Linked DNA regions of Homo sapiens: region 2 is linked to region 1. The links are chromatin loops, found by intact Hi-C in ENCODE. Cell type or tissue: PC-3. All regions are shown on one strand. Each heading gives the region's core, and the rest is flanking DNA. Links, peaks and the distances in the headings are about the cores only. Region 1 has its middle 35 kb from the start of SNORA25B. Region 2 has its middle 37 kb from the start of SNORA25B.

What was found. Peaks named below come from ENCODE experiments on the same cell type or tissue, not always from the same donor. Only the 100,000 strongest peaks of a DNase experiment are listed, where the experiment ranks them.
Region 2: it touches region 1 in a loop (12-fold over the local background); 1 of 110 quality-filtered maps calls a loop at or near these places.

Annotation. Positions count from the first base shown.
Region 1 is chr7:115,540,169-115,551,858 of GRCh38, forward strand. No RefSeq gene overlaps it. Among named protein-coding and RNA genes, the nearest start is that of SNORA25B, 35 kb to the right of the region's middle. In PC-3, for the core only: no CTCF peak of the experiment used is centred there; no DNase peak of the experiment used is centred there.
Region 2 is chr7:115,612,745-115,624,434 of GRCh38, forward strand. No RefSeq gene overlaps it. Among named protein-coding and RNA genes, the nearest start is that of SNORA25B, 37 kb to the left of the region's middle. In PC-3, for the core only: no CTCF peak of the experiment used is centred there; a DNase peak (open chromatin) is centred at 6,117.

The DNA of each region.
Region 1 (11,690 bases), core at 1,348-9,347:
AATATGTTAATTACCTTAACTGCAGTGAGCATTTTACATGTATACATATATCAAAACATCACCTTGTACACTTTAAATATGTAAAATTTTAATTTATCAATTATACCTCAAAAAGGCTGGGAAAATAAAAATGTATACATGCACCAGATTAAAAACATTGACAAGAACATTCCAAAGTCACTCCAGGACCAAGGCTCGTCATGACTAAAGTATCTGTGTGAGATGAATTATCTGGCAAAAGGCAAGAAGCCAGGGATTTCTGTTTGTTTTTATTTCATATTTCAATATAAGTGGGTAGATACTTACCAATATTTAACAACAGTCTAGGGCAAGAGGGAGTTCTGATTTATAACATTTGCCCGTTTCCTGTTTTTATGGTATATGAACTATAGACCATTTCAAGATATCCATGTGACGTCTTGGAATATAGTTTGGAAGAGACGTGCTTGATCAGTTCTCCCTAACCAATATGAGCTGGCTCCAGTACATCATTGACCATAAAGGAAGAAAAGTGATCAGAAGTAAAACTTTGACTGTGGTTGGTCCCAGCATTTAAATTAACATCAAAGCTATTTCTCTTGCAATATTGTATAGAAATTGTTGCTAACTGGACCACTTCAATTTTCACTTAAGACCTTAGAGCTGTCTCACATTAGAATAACTATTCAATCATAAGATCTCCTAGGCCACATCCTTCTGTGTTTTAGTGTAGCCCTGAACTACACCAGTTTCCCATTTTCAGTATACATAAAAGAAAGCATCGTTCTGAGATGTTTATTGAGATCCTTGTCTAAGTTATCAAGAAAACCACATTTATTGGTACTGCTTCTCTTCTTCAGGGCAGGTCAAGGAAAGATGCTCAAGGCTTCAGTTGATCTTTATTCAGATCTTCCTCCGACCTTTTCAAATATAGATGCCACACTTTTTCAGAAGGGCAGGTTTCTTATTCCTCTGCATTCCAGTACTATAGATCCTCGACAGTATGAGTGACCTGACTTTGCTGAAAGGTCAGAAGGAAGCATTGTTCTATGATTTCCCTATCACCGCTTTGAAAACTCAGTGTACTCAGTATGGATTCTCTACTAGTTTAAGTGAGCTTGAGATAATTCAGGTTACTTTTTGATATATTTTCTGATTGCCAAGAGCTATTTACTCAGAACTGACAGGTCAGGGGCTCCTGGATCCTTTGCAAACATAAGTATATATTTGAATCATCATGGGTTCCTAGCCTGGGCCACTGACAAAACAGTCTTCATAGGGCAGAGAACAATAGAGTTGCATGTTGTATTCTTGTCTCAAGTACCATTGTAGCATTTTGCATCTACTGAAATAAAATATCCAAAGGACTAAGCCAATACTTTACTATTAAATTTCACAGTGCCCTAGACATATATTTAGTTACGGATCAGACCAACTTAGCAAAGTGTAATTGGTTATCCACAAGTCTGGTTCTGATGTGAGGCACTGGCACTCCACATTCTTGAAATACAACATAGAATTGCCTGTTGAACTTTTCAAAGATCATGGGTGATTAGAAAAACCGTCCTCTACTGACATGTGGAGAAAGTGACAATGCAGGAAAGCATCAGCTCTTGATTAGAAAGGCATGATCCTCCCTTTCCTTCTCATTTTCATACTTTCACACCATCTTCCCATGTAACACAGCTTCAAAACGGTCACTCAGGGACTGGCTTCTAGATTTTTCTGTATTGAATTTGACAGTTGAGGCTTAATGATAAGTAACCTGCCTGCAGCAGAAATAACTTTATCTTGTGCAATATGGTAAGCCCTGGTGGTAGAAGGAGTGAGAGAGACAGTATTCATTAAATAACTTTATGTAAATATATTGCAGCATGGGTACCACAATAACACACCACACTTACAATGCTGCAGCATCTAACACTCACTCCAGCTAGTCCCACTTTTTTTTTAATCCATAAGAAATGCTACCTAACAAACTAGAAAGAGAAGATAAAATGTTTTTAAAAATCTGAATGCATTCGTGTCAATTTACCATCCTCTAAAAGCTGACCCTGAGACAAGGATTCAGGTGCAAGTGAATTGGGAGGTGATCCCAGGAAGCAGAGTGAAAGAATAAAGAAGTGAGAAAGAAAGGAAAGAGGGCCATAAAGAGGGTGTGTTAATGGGTAGGTTATCACTGTAGGCAACAGGACTTCAATCCTCCTGGGAATCTTCAGAGACACAATGGAAGCACACCTCCTAGGTAGAAGATTGCTGGGATACTTAGCCACCTCCCTTCTCCCTTTGGCTGATGGTGGCTCTTGTACACTTTAAAAACGAGACACTTTGGGCCTGCCCTGTACTCCAAGTGAACATGAGCTCAGGCAGAAAGAGACACTGTTGCTTAAGGTAGGAAGACATTGATGTATGCAATAACTGTGCATCAAAGCTGCAGGCAAACCCTGGGCTGAAGTAATCTGACGGAAACTGACAGTATCTACTACAACACACCTCCTTCAAGCATGGCTGAGATGCAGCAGCCAGAAATGAAAAAACAAGAAATAAGGCATTAAAAAACAAGAACCATGTGCAGAAAGGAGATGGTGGCAGATACTGAGTAATCCATAGAAACCCACTCTGCCCTCTTTTCCCTCTTGTTGCTCCTCTCTTTTCAGAAAATGTCCTGAACTCACACTGACTGCCCATAGACCTGCAGTCACACAGGCCCACAAGTACTACTAGCTTCTCCATTCCCCAGTCCGAGTCTTCCTCTCTTCTTATCAAAATTAAACTGACCTGCCCTTTTGTCCATTTTCTCAATACTTTCTACTTTCAAAAGTAACCTACTATTGCCAGCTAAACTCTTGTGTATCATAAGTTTGTTGATTAATATGTTATCTCACCCAAGGATATTTATAATTTGTCAGTAGACCAATGGCTATTTTATGAATTAAGGTATAATTAATGGTATACTTCTAGATAAAATGGTGGGTTGGTGGTAGAAGAATTCGGAGAGATAAGGACATTCTTAATTACCGATGATATCTGTTCCCCTAAAAGGTGAGAAATATGCCCCCATTTGGAAGTTCACATTGACTAATATTATTTTGAAATCACTGAGGAGTTCAGCTTTAATTATCCCTATTTATTATTTAACTTAGTTGTCCCCAACATATTTTACAAAAGAACTATTTAAACAATGTTGAACCTATTTTATTATCTTTAAATATAATATTTGACATTTTCAAACAAGTACATGCTGCAAATTTACATATATAACATATATAAATACAATAATATATTGTATACATCATATATGTATACAAAAATAATAAATATATATGTATATATAGAATAATAAATAAAATACCTGTGAACCTACTGCACAACCCATGAATGACAAATTTACCAATAACTTTGCATGCAGCTATATGCTCTTCCCTATACCCCTCCCTACCTCTCCCCCAGAAGTAAATAACTCCATCCTGAATTTTTCCTGTATCATTACTTTGCTTTTTAAAAAATGGCTTTTATCACAGACGACTGGTGAATAAACAATACACTGGCTAATTTTGTTTGTTTTTGAGATTCATGAAAACATTATATGTGGTATTATGGGACTTGTGACTTTATAAATTTTATTTTTCAATGTTATATTCTTAAGAGTAATTTTTATGTTTAGATGTAACATGTAGCTGCAGAGCATTTCTTTTCACTGCTGTGTAAAATTCCATTATAAATATATTTTAATTTATTTATTTAGTCTCCTATTTACTTACATTTGTATCATTTCCTCATTTTGATATTAAGAATAATATTCATATAAAATATTCTTGTATCTGTTTTTTGGTGTACCTGTGCAAGAATATGTACCTAAATATGCAGGTGATGATGTATGTACTGAGATATAACAAAATATGAAAATGTTCAACTTTACAAAATCATCACCATTCTTTGCAGAAGGTGGTGGAAATGAGCCAGACTGGCTGTCCTTTATGCAGCATGCTAAGTTCCACCAGAACGCAGGAGTCAGATTTTGGCATTATAAGCAACCTCCAAAAACAGAAGAAAGTAACCACCTAAAGCAAAGTCAGTGTTCAAGCTCATTCATATTCAGGTATTCTGCAAGGAAACAAACAACAAACAAACAAACAGGTATTAAATAAAGCAAAACAGAAATCAACAGGAAAATATTATTTTTCCTTTCAAAAGGATACCCTTCAGGAAAAGATAGACAAATGTGCTACACTTCCACAAACTCTCCTGGGATTCTTCCATGTCCCTTTCTGCCAGCTTTTGGGTGATTTGGAGTTCAGCAAATGCACAAATAGGTCATGTGCAACCTTTAAATAGCTGAAGACAGCTAGATGTGCCAGCCCTGTTGGAGATATCATTGGAAAGCCTGCCACAGTTGACAAATAATAGAGATTTTTTGGGGGGACAACAGTGGGTTCTATGGATGTCAGAATTTTCTGGGGGGACAACCTCGTCTTCAGTAGTGGTTCTACTGCCGTGGTGGGTTTAAGTATGAATCCAGTAGGTTATAGAAGAGACAGCTGCCTGTGCTTAATTGACTACTTCAGTCCCAATGTTTTCCTTGAGATGTAATAATTTCAAATAGGCATATATTCATATAACAAGTATACTGGGTATGTGATTAACTTGTATCATTTCATAAAATTTGTTCCATATTGTTGTTGCTTTGCCAGTATAGCTTAAGTGGTCCACTGTCCTGAACAAATATCTAAGCCATTTATGTGCCCTATTAATTTGCACAAAAGCATCTATTTTTTATCAATATTGGGATGATGCTCTATGGCCAGGACAACTACCTGAAATTAGCCTACTGTGAAAAACGTCGACTGCTGTAAGATATCAGTAGTTTATTATATGTATGGCATATGGCATTCCTTGAGATTTTCCCATGTCGAAGAGACACTCTTTCAGTCATAGCAAGTCTTATAGGCTCCCAGTAAGCCAGAAGGTGGGAAAGGAGTAAGGGAGGTTATCTATGGGAATAAGGGTCTGTGCATATAATTTGCTAAGATATTAGTGATGCTTTATTTTTCTATTACACAATGCAAAATTTGGGAGGCTTATCTCATCTAATGGATGTTTAGTGCAAAGAGCACCCACTATGGAAAGAGACTGTCAGGTCACTATGGAAAGAGACTGTCAGGTCAGAGTCAGATAAGCGAGGTTGCTGATCAGCCCAGATGCCAAGGATAACTAATACAGTCTAATTGCCAAAGGCTTCTGTAACTTGTGAGATTGCTGTAAGCCACCTATAATTTCATGGGGTACAGAAGGAGAGAAGGAGCTCCAATGCAGGGGCTGCTTTATTTTTACCTAAACTTCTTCCAGGGTTTCTTCTTGTAGGGATCTCCTCTCAAATTTGACAGCTTATTTGGTGATTTGGTATAGGAGCTTTACATTCTTAGTTGTGGAGCATACTGTTTCTAAATCCACAGACGTCCATCTAAGGTTGAGCTTTATTCTAAGTTCATATATATATATATATATATATATATATATATATATATATATATCTGCTGTTTTATCTGCTGTTTAAAGTTTTTCATTTTCTAGGTATAATCTTTTTGTTTGTTTGTTTGTTTTGGAATCTATCACTTTAAGTCCTGATAGGTCTTGTTTCATGCTCATCTTTGTTAGCGCATTTTTTTGTTTCTTTAATCATTTCATATGTAATTATATAAGTTCCCTGATAATTCCAATATTAGTATTCCTTAGTGTCTAAAACTTTTGTTTATTTTTTTAAACCATTTCATATTATAGTTGGCCTCCTTATGTGCTTGATGATCTTCATTAGTAAGCGTATTACTCAATGTTTATCTGCCCTGTGGGCCTAAATTTTAAGAACTTTCCTCCAAAAAGTATTTTCTTTTGTGGGTGACTGGGAGAGATACCCATTTGGAATCACTTCAGTTCTCTCCATATTTTGCAAGGGAATACATGCCCCAACTTCTTCACTGCACCAGAGGAGACCCACTGTCTTAATAGCAATGTCCATCTTTATAGCCTCAGCTCCAATCCATCAATATGGTTCCAGATCACTGTTAGTGTGTACATGTGTATGAGAGGGCCAGGGAGGTCCTGAAAACATTCTCCACATCTTAAAAATCTAGCCATATGTCCTAGAATACCTTACGCGTAATATAGTTGCTTTACAGTGGAAGAATCCATTAGAGCATTCGGTTGGCCAGGTGCAGAGGCCCATGCCTGTAATCACAGCACTTTGGGAGGCCAAGGTGGGCAGGTCACTTGAGCCAGGAGTTCGAGACCAGCCTAGCCAACATGGTGAAACCCCGTCTCTACTAAAAATACAAAAATTAGCCAGGCGTGGTGGCTCACATCTGTAATCCCAGCTATTCGGGAGGCTGAGACAGAAGAATCACTTGATCCCAGGAGGCAGAGGTTGCAGTGAACCGAGATTGCACTACTGCACTCCAGCCTGCGCTACAGATTAAGATTCCATCAAAAAAAAAAAAAAAAAGGCCATTCAATTAGCCAGAACAGAAACTGTTCAGTAGTAGCATAATTAATATACATTGGTATGTTTGGAATATTTGTGATTCAAGGTACAGAACTTGGGAACTAACAAAATGTCCAAAACCCTAGATTTCAGAAGACTTAGGTTTAATCCTTTTAACCACTCTCTATTATGATTTAATGTGTTACTCTATATTAATTCCTCTATTAAGTAAATATCTATGCATATATGTTATCTCAGGCTCAATATTCTCTTCTAACAACCTGTTTTATCTTGAGTAAATAGCAACTAGAAAAAGTAACATGTTTGAGTTTCAAACTTAAACAATTTTTTTTTCTGATGATTTAGAATAAAGTGACCACAAGTGAGTAGTTGAAGGGACAAAATGACTAATAGCTTGGAAAATCTATAAAGTAAATAGAGAGTTTTCTGTCTTTTTTTTGATGAATCTGATATGTTATTAACCATTTAAGATTTCTTAAATGACTTTAAAAACAGCTATCTCCTCTTCTACCAGGTGTCTTCCTTGATTTACATATGACTAACTCAGAAAATACATAGAGATATTTTATGTTCACTATATAACTGATGCAGAGTTGTGAATAAGCCAGGAATATACACTCTCTTTTCTGGAAGAAAATGTATGAATTTCCTCTTTTGATCAATTCTAATGCTTTATTTTTGAGTCACTGTGTTTATTTAAAATTACTTATACATTGAATTAGTATGTAACTCAATGATTTTTCTCAACCTTTGAGAATATTGTGATTTTGAAGATATCTAATTGAAGGCAACATTGTAATTTGAATTCTGCAATCCAGACTTTTCTAAGAAATATATAGTCACAGGAAAGAATCTACAGGTTTAGCTGTAAAAATTGTAAATTTTTTCCTTAAATTTTTTTGGTTGGCATTTAACTCTGTATATCTGATGTTTATTTGTATGAACATATAACTAACTTCTTTATATTTAAATGACCATATAAATATGCTGCAACTATAGATAGATATTGTTTCAAGTTTTAGTTATTAAAATCATACCAAAATGAATACTGGAAAATATATCCTTGCTCACTTAGACAAACTATCCATAAAAAAATTCTTAAAAGCAAAACACTGGATTAAAGGGTAAATTAAGATCTTTTCAAAGAAATTGCACAGATTACCTTCTCCCTTATAGTTTCTGGGATTGCCTCCTTCCTATATCTTTGCCCACACTGTTACCAAATTCAGTTTTTGCCATTCTAGTGGTTGTGAGATGTGATGACAATTTTGTTCTTCTATTCTATGTTCCTCACCCATTCCTTATCTCTGTCCTCTACTTTGAAAACTTATGCTGAATTTTGGATCTTCTGGATAAAACCTCCAAATCTTTTAACATTTATCTCATATTTTTTTATTTGACTTTTGCTCCAACTCTAAAGCATTTCTTTAAGTTTCTTACTCAAATCACTTTTTTTAGAAATTTTTTTCATTAGGTTGGTTATTCAGTAGTTTGTTGATTTTTCTTTTTTCATTTTGCAATCATATTTTAAATTCTCAGAGACTAATTTTGTCCCCTGATTAACACTTTTATTATAGCAGCTTGTGGAACACTTTCTCAAATCTAAGGATACGAATTCCCAGTAATACCTCTATTTGTTGTTAGTGATCCTTCCCTTTCAAGCTAAATGTCTGCTGATGCATAGTTGTAGATTCATATTTGTAGATGAAGAACCAGGTTGATTAGTATAATTAGCTGGCATTCATTCCCCCAAAGATGAGCAGTCAGTTCTCTAAAACACCTGTTCCTTTGAATGGAAGTTGGGAGCAGGGAAGGGAGGAGGAGGCATGCTGGCTGTAATGTCTGTGTTATTGTACAAACTGGGCCAGTCAGTAGGCTTTGCTTGGGATTTATGAGAGTTGGGCGGGTTAGCAGGTGGGGATCCATCCCAAAGCCAACATTTGGTAAGGTTTCCCATGTAGGTGGAGGTGCTTTTGCTTCTTGGACAGATAGATGCTCCCTCTTCTCCCCTCCCAATTCTTCATGGAGGTAGTAAGGATCTAAGTGAAACTGTCCACTTTCTTTCCCCACTCTAATCACCTCCTCTAATAAGGAGGTCTCCCTTCTCAGCTCATTTTGATTTTTTTACTTATTAGTTTTAGTTTTTACAAGAGTGCTTATGAAAGTGGACCTTCTCCTGAATATTAACCTATAAGGAGGGGATGGGATCAAAGGATCTTGCTGGTCCCATGCCCTGATGGCTGCCCCATTGCCCACTAATGTTCTTTTTTTTTCCTCTGGAAAAAAAAAAAAACCACAACAATTTAAACTATTTTACTGAGGTATAATTCACATGCCATAAAAATCTTTCGCTGACTCTAGGTTTAGCATTTCTCCTAGACTCTTGAGAAGTCCATACCCATCCTTGGGGTTTTGAACAGTACCATTTCTTCTTATTTTCCCCCCTCATTTACAATCTATCTTCCAAGCTTTTCTTAAACTTTCTGGCCCATAGCTGCCTTCTTTTTTATTTCCTATGTGCATCCTAGTTTCATTCCCTAAAAAAGTTCATGTTGTGTTATGTTATTTTAATGGAAACTTTGGAGGAAAGGAAGGTATAGCCATGGGCTTTTATCTATTTCCTTCCCAGTTTCATGTTTTTACAACATAAGGTAACTTATTATTGCATCTTTGACATGTATATTTTACAACTAGGGGACATAGACCACATATCCACTGAAAATATAATTGGTTGATGAAGAAGACTACAAGAATTTGCCTGCTCCCCTATTTTGGACAGAAAATGAGAAGTCTCTGAAGAGATGATACTTACAGAATAATTTGTTAAAAGATACTTACGGAATAATTTGTTAAAAGTAACACGTGTTGTTATCACACAAGAACCCTATACAGAAAGCACCAATAATTATATGATATTTTGACTCTAGAAAGCACACAAAAAAACTTACTTGATTGATTTAGATATGACTTAGATATATATATAAATAATATATATATAATATATAAATAATATATATAATATATATTAATATATTTATATATAATATATATATAAATAATAGATATATATATAAAAGCTGGTGTGTGTGTGTGTGTGTATGCTGGTGTATGTGTGTGTATACATATATATGCAGTTGTATTTCAATACAAACATGGTTTTAGGTTCTATTACAATATATATTTATGGTCTCGCTATTCCATGGCTTTCTATACTTCTCATGTAATACATTCTGTGGCAGTCTCACATTAAACCATCTACCAGAAGGATTGACATTAGTTATGGGATAGAGTAGTTGCAGCTCTTTAGACATATAACTACTGTGCCATTTTGATGTAATTCTGTATAAATTTCAAACATTTCTATTTAACATAATCAAGTGGTATGAAATCTTCTTTTTAAATGGCAAGTATACAGTACTAGCTCAATTGGCACTTAGCAACGGTCCTTTTACAATATGCACAATAGCTTCCAGCAGGGAGTTTTTTAAGGACCATCCTTTGAGAGCACAAACTCACACATGTACAATCAGTAGACATCAAGGTTCTATCTCCAGCGCCCCTTGAGATGTTATTTAGCTAATGTACAAATGTTACAGCTAAGCTGTTAAGCCTGAAAAATAGAACACACAGCTGTATGCAGGTACACTCATTTTTCATTCTCTTGGCTAATATCTTCATATTCTAATTCTACATAAAATAATATCTGGAATTATTTGGGATAATTTTTAGAGCATAAGCATTTTTATCTTTTCAATATGCTAGGAGCATTTGTGAGTATAATTTTTCATAGTAGCAGAGCACTGTGAAGTGGATATGAACTGAAAGAAGTTGCTTGATTATATAATACTCAGTTTTTCTGTCAGATTATAATTATGCCATAGGCTGCTGACACTTTTCATTGTAACAAAGGACATACAATTCAGTATTATTTGACTCTACAGCACACCCCTGGGAGATGGGGACCGGGTCTTATTCACTGCAGCATCTCAGTGCACTTGGTGCCTGCCACATAGCTGATACTCAATAATTATTGGAATGCATAAATTAATAAATGAACGTGGAAAATAAATTTAAAATAAACCAGGTATTATTTTATATATTATATACAAAAGCTAAATTGATTGACACTATGCTTTTTATATTAAGAAAAAAAGACATTATACATTTTTCAGAGCACACACTACCGTATTTCTATCATATTTCTATTTTCTCCACTTACATAATAAATCAGTATTAGATATATCTAGAACATTAAGGTTACAGTAGGCCCAACTGAAAATTTCTAACAGGATTTCATTATCACATTTTTTTATCCTGTTCGAAGTTTATTCTGATGCAGCTTTCAAAACATGAACAGAATAATTAGCAGAGTGCTGTGCTGAAAATGTACCCAAAAGGATCACTGTTTTCAATCTCATTTCAATCCAGACTCCTCTTCACTGTGCCCCATCTCTTAGCCTATGCTGACAACTACTTGCCATTTCCATCTCCATGAGTTTACTTCATGGTACCACTGAGGTTATACGAAAGAAAGAAGGGAACACAGGGTGTCCTTGACGGTCCAAACCCACCTTTCCCCACTGTAGTTTGCACCTGTTAATTGACAAGCCTTGCATTGTGTAAGCTGATGTATGAGGTTGCTGTTTTCTCTTTATCACAGTTGTGTGTTTTTGAGTAATCGTGGAATCCTGAAGTGAGAAGATGAAGTTATTAAGTTGGAACAGCAACATCATACTTCTTTCTTTTGTTATGTTTTTCAAATTCCATTATCAAATTTTGTTATAAAAATCTCTTGATTTGAATGTCTCTAGACAAATGTTAGTGTCTCTTTTTCTCCTTTGACTTCTTCATCCTGTCCTGACCATAGTCTATAATGTCATGGTGACATTAATTTGTGGCAGGTGGGAATTTAGAAAATGGTTAATCAACCTCCTCCCATTTGACTGACTCAAAACTGAAGTTAAAGTTTGTGTCTAGTTTAGATTACAATAATGGTAGCAGATCTTTTGGCTTCAGGCCACTGTTTACACTTTCTTCCAAAATTGCTACAGAAAATATAGTACAGTCGACCCTCAGTATTCATGGGGGATTGGTTCTAGCACCTCCCTCAGATACCAAATGCCATGGATGCTCAAGTCCTTGATATAAAATAGTGCAATATTTGCATGTAACCTACCCACATCCTCTGGTATACTTTAAATTATTTCTAGATTGC
Region 2 (11,690 bases), core at 2,358-10,357, 74 kb after region 1:
AGTATACAAGGTCCAAGATAAACGAGAATCCCTCTGAGGGTGCTATGTACTGAGCCACATATGTGGTCATCAAGATTCTTCATTGAATGGCTGGCATGCAGCTGCACAAAAAGATGGAAGCCATCACAGATTCCTTAGGAGATTACATTGCTATCAAGGTATAAATATTGATAGGTCTCTAAACTGAATGGCTGTTGCTAACTAAGGTGGTCCACACACATTCAGCTGCATCTTCTGTGACTATGCTCTAGTACAAAGTGATTAGAGCACAGGAAGCAGCTTCTGAAAATTACGAGACCTCTGCTTTGCTGTTGCTATGCACGCATTGTTGGCTGCCCTTATCTTTTCTAAAAGCTACATTCAAACTTGCTGCTGGGTGAAGCTGATTGGTTTCATTTGTATGCTTGTCAATCCAAATCTAAGATTGGTGTTGCTGCAAAGAGAATGAGCATTACAATACTGTACAGAAACTATTGTATCCATCAAGACATGGGTACAAAATGTTTTAGTATCATTATTTATAATATCAAAAGAAAAATGAAAACTTCATCTCCAGGATTCAGGTGGCTCTCTTTTCTGGGAAAACCTAAGACAAAAGTCAATGGGATAAAATGTAATTCCGCTCACCGAAAATGGTCCCAGGCTACAAATGCAGCTGCACTTGTCCACTTACCGTCAAAATAGGACAGGAGAGTGCTAGAAGAGCCTCGCAGTGGGTCAATGGTCTTGAAGGACCAAATGTCCATCAAGAGAAGAAAGAATACATAAATTGTAGTATATGGATTCTTTGGATATTATACAGCAGTGAGAATTAACAGACTGTCATTAGATGATTCAAAATTGATGAATCTCAAGTATATAATATTGAATGAAAAAAGAAAGGCACAAAGAAATACAGACTGCAAGCATCCATCCATATAAAGTCCAAAATCATGCAAAGTTAAATAAGTTTTCATTTGGGAACACAGTAATTTGTTGTGTCTTGATTGGGTTTACAAGGAAACAAATTCTGAGGATAATACAAGCCAAAAGTTCACTGGAAAATAATTTCAGAAAAAAGTCTGTAAGGGAGTGAGGGAACCATGATTGGGAGCTCTAGAATTGGGGTGGCCATGGAGAGTGGACCCGAGTTGAAGGAGGTAGTTAATTAAGCCTTTATATCCCACATTAAATGGTATGGACCTTGGACAAGTGCTTCCTTTGGAGTGAAAATTGTGTGAGGCAGTGTCCATCAGCTAAGGGGAATTTCCAGGAAAGTCACATAGCTGTAAGCTATCAGTGGCCAGCATTACTCACAGAGGGAGGAATTAGTGTCTCAGCCTTGGAGAGGGATCTAGTGGACACATCAGAGCACTTGTTTTGTATTGTAAGTTTACCCCATCAGGAAGCCTCATCTCCAGGATTCAGGTGGCTCTCTTTTCTGGGAAAACCTAAGACAACAGTCGATGGGGTACAACGTAGTTCCGCTCACTGAAAATGGTCCCAGGCTACAAATGCTGCTGCACTTGTCCACTTACCATCAAAATAGGACAGGGGAGTGCTAAAGGAACCTTCCAGTGGGTCAACAGGGTAGCATATGTGTTCTTCCCTGCCTCTATCATGCAAAAGAAATCTGACATTTATCTATCGGGGATACCACACCATATGATTATCAATTAAGGGGTACACGACATTTTAGAGGATAAAACCCTTCCTCGCAGATATCATTTGCAAAACAGTACCTTTGCTTTCACTTCACAGGTAATACCATCATTCTGTCAGGTTGGCTGTATATAATAGGACCACTGCATCACATGGTTATTTACCCACTATTACACATTCTTTTGTATTAAGTGGATCCCTTAGTTCAAAGAGATTATGGAATCTCATGTCAGTGGTTCAAACAACCTGTGAGCCCTTATCTAATGCTGTTCACATTATGGGAAAGGCAACTCTATATGCAGAATATACATCAAGTTCACTCTAAATAAATCGCTGCACCTTCCAGTGTGGAAATGTATACCATTGTAATTAACTTGCCACAAGTGGCTTGCTGATTTTCTTGAGGAAACGTGCAACATCAGGGGCACAATATTGGAATTTATTTCTGTTAATAGGTTGAACATCCAGCAGCACGTGAAACTAGATCAGCCTTGGTAAGTGTGAGCCTATATTGTTGACCCCAAGTTCATCTTCCATACCTACTTCCATAGCTACCCCCCTATTGAGCCCTTTGTGCCAGCATTGAGTAATACCAATGGCAGAGGCTAGCTAATTTCAGCTGGCAAGTAATTTTGTCTACTTGATTGTTTAGTTATCTTCTGTGTGCTTACTTAGTACTTTGGCCTGCTTGTGCACAATCTCTAATATTCTATTTCCAACTTAATATTAATTGCTGATGGTCCTTATGATTTTGTGGATCCAACAGAACTGCAGTTTGTGAGGGACAGTTCTGGCTGCATTGATACCCTATGGCCAACTGCTCCAACCTTCCATGGCCCAATAACATTTCTAGAGATATTTTTCAAATGGTTTATAGTTTTCTGATGCAGACAGTTTGCCATTGTTCCAGATCCTATGGGTCTTCATTGTTATTCTCCTATTGGGATTTTTCCATAACGTCCACATGGCAACTTTTCCACCATAGATAACTTTAATAACACAAAGGTCATATGGTCCAAACATAAGGCTGCTTGCACCACAGCCTGGATATGCTGTAAGATACTTTCCTGCTCTAAGCTTCACTCAAAGCAGGCAAACTTCTGTGTTGTTTGATACATGGGTTGGAGCAATATACTCAAGTGTGGAATTTTATGCCTTTAGTACCCAAAGAAGCCTATCAGTCATGGTGCTTTCTTCTTAGCAAGACAAATTGCAAAATTCAATACTTTGTCCTTTATTAGGGAGGTGTCCTGCCATTCCCTCTATCATGGATTCCTAAATACCTTGTTGATGTGGTGGACTCCTTTGTAGGGCTTATTTTCTATCCTTTGAAGTACATATATCTCACCATGGGCCTCCAATATATTTGCCACTTTTTAAAATTGATTTTTTTAACTGATGAGTAAGAATTGTATATATTTCTAGTGCATATATATTGTATATATTTCTAGTGCATATATGTGTGTGTGTGTGTGTGTGTGTATATATATATATATACGTATATATGCATTGTGGAATGGCTAAATCAAGCTATTTAAGATATGCATTACCCCACATACTTACTTTTTTTGAGGGGGGACTTGCCACTTCTCAATCATCAGGTTTAATTAGTATGATGCCCTTGATGTAGTAGACCAACATGATGCTTTATAAGGTGTGGAGACAGTTCAGATCCCTTCTGACTATTTTATAACAGAAGGTGGAATTGTTAGCATAGACTTGGGGCAAGTCTACAAATGGATACTGTTATGGACTCAATTGTGTCCCCCGAAAAGCCTTTTTATTGAGGCCCCAATGTGACTGTATTTGAAGATTGAGTCTTTAAGGAAGTAATTAAGATTAAAGGAGGTCATAGGGTGAGGTCCTAATCCAACAGGGCTGGTGTCCTTACAAGGGGTGCTAGAAGAAAGGCCAGGTGAGGAGACAGTGAGAAAGCAGATATCTACAAGCCAGGAAGAAAGTCCTCACCAAAAACCAGATCTTGGACTGGCATCTGGATCTTGGACTTCCAGCCTCTAGAACTGTGAGAAAATAAATTTCTGCTGTTTAAACCACCAAATCTGTGGTATTTAGTTATGGCAGTGCAAGCAGACTAATACAGATACTATTATCCATGCCACATGAAACTGAACTCTTTTTGGTCTTTTTTCCTGATGGTGATGGAAAAGAATACATTCACCAAATGATGGCTACAAACCATGTAACTGAGACTATGTTAACCTACTACAGCAAATATACCACATACAGCGGCACAGCAGCTGCAATTGAGACTACAGAATACCACATATGACCTAGTTATATTTGAGCTTGCAGTAGCTTTTCTCTGTCGTGGTCCAACTGATTATTGTAGATCAGACTGGTAAATTAAATGAGGTGTAATGATAACCCCCACCCTTCTAGTTCTTAATGAGAGGCATCAATATTTGCCAGTCCCTCAGGAATGTAATATGCTTTTGATGTACTTTCATGGCAAAAGCTGTGGGGTATTGTATTAGTCTATTCTCACACTGCTGGTAAAGACATACCTAAGACTGGGTAATTTACAAAGGAAAGAGGTTTAATTGACTCACAGTTCTATATGGTTGGGGAGGCCTCACAATCCTGGTGAAAGGTGAAGGCGGAGCAAGACACATCTTACATGACAGCAGGCAAGAGAGATTGAGAACCAAGCAAAAGAGGTTATAAAACCATCAGTTCTTGTGAAACTTATTCACTACAATGAGAACAGTATGGGGAAAACCACCCCCATTATTCGATTGTCTCCCACTGGATCCCTTCCACAACATGTGGGAGTTATGGGAGCTACAATTCAAGATGAGATTTGGGTGGGGACATGGCCAAACCATATCAGGTATTGAAGCTTCCAGTTGGCCTTTCTCACTATGATAGCTCTAACCCCACACAGAAGCCAAAGACCCCAAGTGAGGTCTCTGACAAGTACAAAGTCTACCCATGCCAGTTATACATTTGGAGAATTGAGAAATAAACATGGAGTGATTTATACACCTAGTAGACTCATTGTGAGCCAGACAAGGCCAATAGTCTATTAATTTTATTTGCCCTTTATATGTCCCTATTTCAGCAGAGGACTCATTGTGATGCTTGCAATCAATGTCTCTTCAAACCCTGTAACCAACAATCCTCAAAATGTCTTGTTTTCTCATTTCTACAGCGCACAGTTACCACAGTGCACAGGGTCTCTTACGTGGAAAGATTGGGGAAATTATTTCTACACACGTTTGTCATGGGATTGCAGGGTCCTTCTTCCTGGGAATTCAGCTTCTTCAGCCAGTGGATTCTTGGTCTGAGATCTGGCCCAAGTCTGGAAATTGACAAGAGATTGTGCCTGTTTATTGAGGCAGGTTTTTAGCCTCGCAGTCACCTATCCTTGATTTTTTGTTGTTGTTTAAATAAATTAAGCATCATTATTGTTGACTGTTCATAAACATGGCCCCTAGAAACATTAGGCTCTTAAAAAATGTATTAGGCTGTTCTTCCATTGCTATAAAGAAATACTTGGGACTGTATATTTATTTTTTAAAAAAGAGGCTAAAATGGCTTACAGCTCTACAGGGTGTACAGGAAACATGATGCTGGTATTTGTTCAGCTTCTGGGGAGGCTGCAGGAAACTTACAATCATGGCAGAAGGTGAAGGGGAAGCAGGCACATCACATGGTCAGAGCAGGGGCAAAAGAGTAAAGGTGGCGCTGCACACTTTTAAATGATAACATCTCAGGAGAATTCACACACTATTGCGAGGACAGTACCAAGGGGGATGGTGCAAAACCATTCAAGAGAAATCTGTCCCCATGATCAAATCACCCCCTATCAGGCCCCACTTCCAACACTGAGGATTGCATTTCAATATGAGACTGTGTGGGAACATTCCAAACTATCTCAGAGGTTTATACTGTTCAGGTTGCTACTGCAACCTTGCTACACGTTACAATAATTGCACCCAGCTTGCTATTGATGGTGAAGTGCCTATCATCTCACTACTATCAGGAATCACAGTTATGTAACAGTAACTCTCCTGTTAGCCTTGGCCTCTAGAGATTATCCACCAAAACTTCTCAATAATTGTGTTACCCCTCTCACAATCACATTGCTTATTGCTTTGCTACATAGATTGTTCCTTAAGCCCTCCTTTGGAACAGAGTTGGCTGGTGGATTTTCCTGCCCTACATAGTCTATCCCTTCTGACATGCTCCTTTCCATAAACCTTTTGATCCCATCCTTTACCATCTGCCATGGCACTCCTGGCATTTTACTTCACCTAGTGTGGGCCATCACCTGTTTCAGGATTTCAAAAAGAGTCATGCACTCTCCAGAGTTTCTTGCCAGGATGTTATTTCCTGTATCACAAATAATTGCTCTCATTTTGTTAAACTCTTCCTTATCTAACTTTATATTCTACCCTTCACGATTTATTATCCTCAAATTCCATTCCCATGAATACTTTCCTGGCTCCTTCTTGTACATACTGTCTTCTGGCGTACAGTTCCTTTTCTCCCATGGCAGGCCCAGCACTTCCTAGAGAGGAACACAGATGCGAGGTGTCAGGTGACACTCCTGGCAGCAGGGGGAATGAGTGCCTTTTTATTTTTTTAAGTAACAATTATGTTATTTTTACTTTTTTAAATAAAATTATATAATATTATATAATTTAATATATATTTAATAAAATTATATGTAATAAAAATTATATACACACATATTTTATATATATATATATATATATATATATATGGTTTAAAACATGTTGTTGTTATCTACATATCCATAGTGAAACAGTGCCTTTGTCCTGAAAGTTTGATTTGGGTACATACCACAGTATCCACTACATTGCTAAAGCCACTTTAAAAGTAAAGCAAAATAAGAAACAACACAAAATTCAGATATTGGTTACCTCTGTGGATAAAGAGGGGAATATATTTGGGAAGAGCACAATGAGATCCTCAAAGTTATTGATAAGGGTTTTGTCTTTTAAACTGTACATGAGAGAACAGTTGTGTTTTTAAATTATTATTATTCTTTAAACTGAAGGAATACATTTTATACACTGTTGTACATATTATACAACCCACAATAAAAGATAATTAAATAAAATGATTCCTGGCACCAAATCTAATAAAAATAAACAGTTTGAGTCACTGAAGGCAACTCATTTCTTAACTTAGGAAAGGAATGGTGAGAATTTGTTGTATGAAATACATGAATATAAAGAGAAAGTGTTGACTTTAAAGATATGAAGATTTAAATGGTTTCTTTTAATTGTGCAAAAACTCAAGGTGAATTCAGAAATGGAGTGTTCAAACAAATACTCTGACAAGCTCTTCCCATAGCCTTCCCCATCATGGCTGGTAGCAACTCCTTCCTTCCAGTCACTCAGACCAAACAACCTAAAATCATAATCGATTCCTCTCTCTTACACCCCATATTTATTCTATTCTATTAGCTGTATAGTCAGACAGCTATTACCCAGGACTGAGCTACTATCATCTTTTGCCTGGATAATTGCAGTAGCCTCCAAGTAGATCTTCCTGCTTGAACTGTTAAAAAAAAATGCAGTGTACAATTGTTAAAATGACAAAATAAAACTTTATTCAAGTATACCGCAATAGGGAAGAGTGATTGAACTCAACCCTGTTGAAACAAAAGGCAGGAGACTTTGAAAGCACTAGGAGAGCTGGTGGAACAGTAGAGGAGGACATTAGCGGTCAGGTTGTCAATGTGATTAAGCCATCTGTGTTTGCCAATTGAGGCTTATGAAAGTTAGACTCCTACCCTCCCACAGAGACTGGGAAATAGGGACACGATCTTTCTTGATGATTAGAGTTCAAAGAGATGGCTCCAAGGTCCTTGAGAAAGACATTCCTGGGTTGTGAAATTGGCAAGAGGCTGCGAGAATATTTACATCTCAAAGAAGCAGAGAAAGCATTCATAATTGCAAGTTTTCTGAAGTAATTGCTGTAAGAAAAAGGACAAGAGGCTGTCGTTAGAAAGAAACCTATATAAAGTTTAGTCAAGCTGAGGGAACCATTAGGATTTTCTTGGTCACTACTGTTGCACTCACAGTCTCTTCTCAACATAGCAACCTGACTGATCTTTTTAAAATATATCTTAGATCATGTTACTCCACTGCTCACAACTCTCCAATGGTGTCCTCTTTGCCTGGAATGTTTTTTTCTCTGGATTTCCATGTGACAGACTTTCTCACTTTTTACTTATTTTAACATAACATTCTCACCCCAACCCATCTCATACTACCAAATTACCAATTGCCTTTTATCTGATCTATTTTATCTTATACTTTAGCATATATCACCTAAAATATGGTGTCATTTTCCCAGTATGCTTATTGTTCACTGTGTGTCTCTAATCCCTGGAATGTTAGCTGTGTGTTGGGGCTCAAAAATGATACCCCAGAGTACAGCACTTTGGCGTGCTGTGTACTTTGAACTGAAGGATATTGGCAACGCCTCAGAAGCAAAGTCTTTTTCAGACCTCCTGCTTTCTTTTTCCTGCTCCCTTACTCTCCCAAGGCAGATAACTAGAATGCCTCTTTCCCAAGGTGGATCATAGAAACTGGAAATATTACTTTAGACTTTCTCCACCTTTTTGTGTATAGGAATGGGATGTAAAGAATCTCTGACCTACCATGTCTGAAAGGTCATAAGATCCTCATTCCAGAAGGGGCCCTGTCTTCTACCATGGAGCAAGGAAAGCCACACAGAGAGACCAAGAAGAAACTAAAACAGGGAGGCCTTGCTGGGTTTTCCCACTTTGTCTATTATGTAAGATTATTCCCTTTTTATTCAATCACATTTATATACAGCTATCCATTCTTCCTCAAACCTAAGCATAAAAATAGAGAGTTTTTTCTTAAATCTTTGGCTCTTCATTTCTGAAGGCTCCCATGTCACATAAAACTTCAATTAAATACCTATTTTTTGCTTTTCTTTCATTAACCTGCCTTTTGTTATAGGAGTGTCAGTTGTCACCTTTATGATGAAGAGGAAAGTAATCACATCCACTTCATTCCTACAACTGCATGAGAGTGAAGGTCTTAGTTTTGTTTCTTAATGTATCCTATATGCACCCAGGACAGTGCCTGGCACATGGTATGTACTGAATAAATATTTGGTGACTGAGTTATCCCTGACCCACACTGCAGAAGGAAAAAAAAAAAGCGAACGTAATTTCCTTCAGAACACAGCAACATTAACATTATCTGTTCTCATTTAGAAATTGAACATTTTTCTACATAAGAAATTAAATTCAAATATTAGTAATTGAGTATGCAAGTGGTCCACGTCACTAAACCAGAAGCTTATGTTTGTGTTATAAAAATGGGAAGACAAAATGTTCAGTTATGGAGAAATGCTCATCCTAAATGTACAAATGATTGCCTAAAGGTAGTGAGCTTCTACCTAAAAACCAAATACTTTGTTTCTGTGGTTTTCCTTGATTTTGCTTTTACTACCCATCCCACCTTCCTCAAAGGCTATGTTTAACCTGGAATTGAAGAAGAATTTTCCTGACTGGGTGTTTTACTAAATTGAATATATTAGTTAATTACTCTACTTTACACTTAGCTAAACTAGGCCTAAGCGAATACTAATATTTCCTGCACAATCTAGCACAATTAAAATAAGAAACCAATAAATGTTTTTATTTGAAGACCTAAATATTACTTTTCACTAATTTAGCCATTTCATATTTAGTTCAAATCATAAATAATATGTAGGGATTTCATGCTTTTTGAAAATAAGTTTTCTGCAAATGCACCATGTTGAGATGCTCAGATAGAGCTATAAATATATTTTAATTCTAAAGTACGGACCCTTGCTATTTCGAGGCCAGGTCTCTAATTAGTTGCATTTTAAAGTTTTAAGATATGTATGTGTACTAATGTGCACTTAGGGTTTCATCATTACTGTTAATATCATTTCACAAGTGTCCTAAGTTGCATTTTGAACATGGGCCTCAAGAGATGAAAAAGCTAGTATAATAATCCACTGTACACTGCAGTCCTTTCCAAATTCATATCACAGTTTCTCATTTAAATGACCTTTTTTTGAAATGATAGAAGGATGAAGCTTCTTTCCAGGCAATTACAGGGATACAATCTTATTTTTGCATGGCAAAATTATTTTAATTACAAAGTCATAATGTTATCATTACATATGATAGTGATAGCCAATGGTGTCCCTAGATATAATGTGAGTTTAAATATTTCTGCATTACTTTGAATAAGCATAATGAAGTAAAAATCTAGGTGAAATACTTGTTTTAGTTTGTGTTGTGTTTTGCATAAATGCAGGAATCAACAAAAATCGTAAAATAATGTTTTAATAAAAGTAACCATAACATAGGAATGATTATAAAGATCCTACAAGTGAATTTTTGCTAAGAGCTGAAAATCATGTTGGAGTACTGTACTTTCATGAAATTAAAAACTTATAGTAGTAAAATGATCAGGAGGCATTTAAGATCCCAAAAGACCAGTGTTTATGGCATGTACATTGAGTTTGGCAGAAATAGGAGTTGTCACAAGGGTACCTTAGCTTGTCTCATCTACTTTCCCTTGGAAATTACATTTCTATCTTCCTTTGGCACTTAAAAATGTTGAAAATGTTCAATGACTTAATTTAATGAATGCAATATATTGAAAAAATGTAAAGGAACTCTGCTCGCCTTTTCCAATATGATTAATATTTTATTTTTAAGAAAAGCAAATTAAAGAAAAATCCCCAACCTAAGGTCAACAGTGCCTGTTTAAGGGAACTATCTTATTCTATTCTCTTCAATGCACTGTCTTTTTCAGAATATTAATGGGGGAAAGAGTGACAAGAATGACTTAGACGTACATGTCAGGAGAAAGGGTCAGCTCTTGGCAGTAGGATGTTAATTCACATCCATTAATGAAATTTATCCTCCTTACTGTCTCTCCCTCTCTCTTTCTCATACACTGTCTCTCTCTCTTCCTCTTTTAAATAAAAAAGTCTTTTTTTTTTTTTTTTTTTTTTTGAGAGAGAGAGAACATCATGGACTTTTCACAGGAGCTGAGCAGGGCCACAGGGGCAGGCCAAGGTAAGAGACTGACAATCTTCAGGTGATTAAGGAGACTCAAAGGCTAGGTAGACCTACAAAATGAATAACTATGGACCCAGAACCATGCCATAAGGCTCAATGGCTTGTGATTTGCAAGTTGATAAGACAAGAAGATTAATAATGCTGCATGATAATGGCTGCTCCCTCTCAGCTGGGGAGATGGTAATGATCTGATATTGCTGTAGGAGCAGTTCAGCGTGCTGCAGAGAGGAGGGTGCAAATTCACTCATCCCAATTGGCCCTGAGGATATAGAGATTTTGAAAAATGGGAATGCAGTTACAATTTTAATTAGATATAAAGTTTTTAATAATTTTGCTGAAATGAGGACTTCAAAGAACATATTTTGCAGCATTCAGGCCCATAACTCCTGAGTGACAGTTTTGGTTAATTTGCAAGTTTTCAGATCAAACTTTGCCCCTGGCTCCATGCTGAGGGTAAAGTAAAATGTCAATTTCTTTCCTCAGTGATCTCAAGCATCTTATTTAGGCAGGTGTGCTGAATTCTCTTATTCTGTAGACGTTAGCTGAACAAAACTACTCATTAAAATATATGCTTAGGAAAAAAATTAGCAGCATAAATAAAATCAGTAGTAATAAAGAGAATCAATCAGCAAGAAAAATGTACAGCAATATACAACATAAAATTTTAAAGAAGAATCAGGGTATTATTGTATATAAAAGGTGATTAAATGTTAGCATATGATTATGCTGTCATTGCATATTATTATCAAAGAATGTTTAATTTATACACTTTAAAATTAGAGGTAGCTGTGCAAAAAGATATTATTTTTTTCTCCTCCAGACCATATTTTTCTTTTGCCTACTGAATTCAATATAGGTTTGTGATTCGGAATTGTGGTCCTGAATTAATTACATTAGATGTCTAAAGTACATTAGTTTTTTGGCAGTCTACAAGGTAGTAGTAATAGGG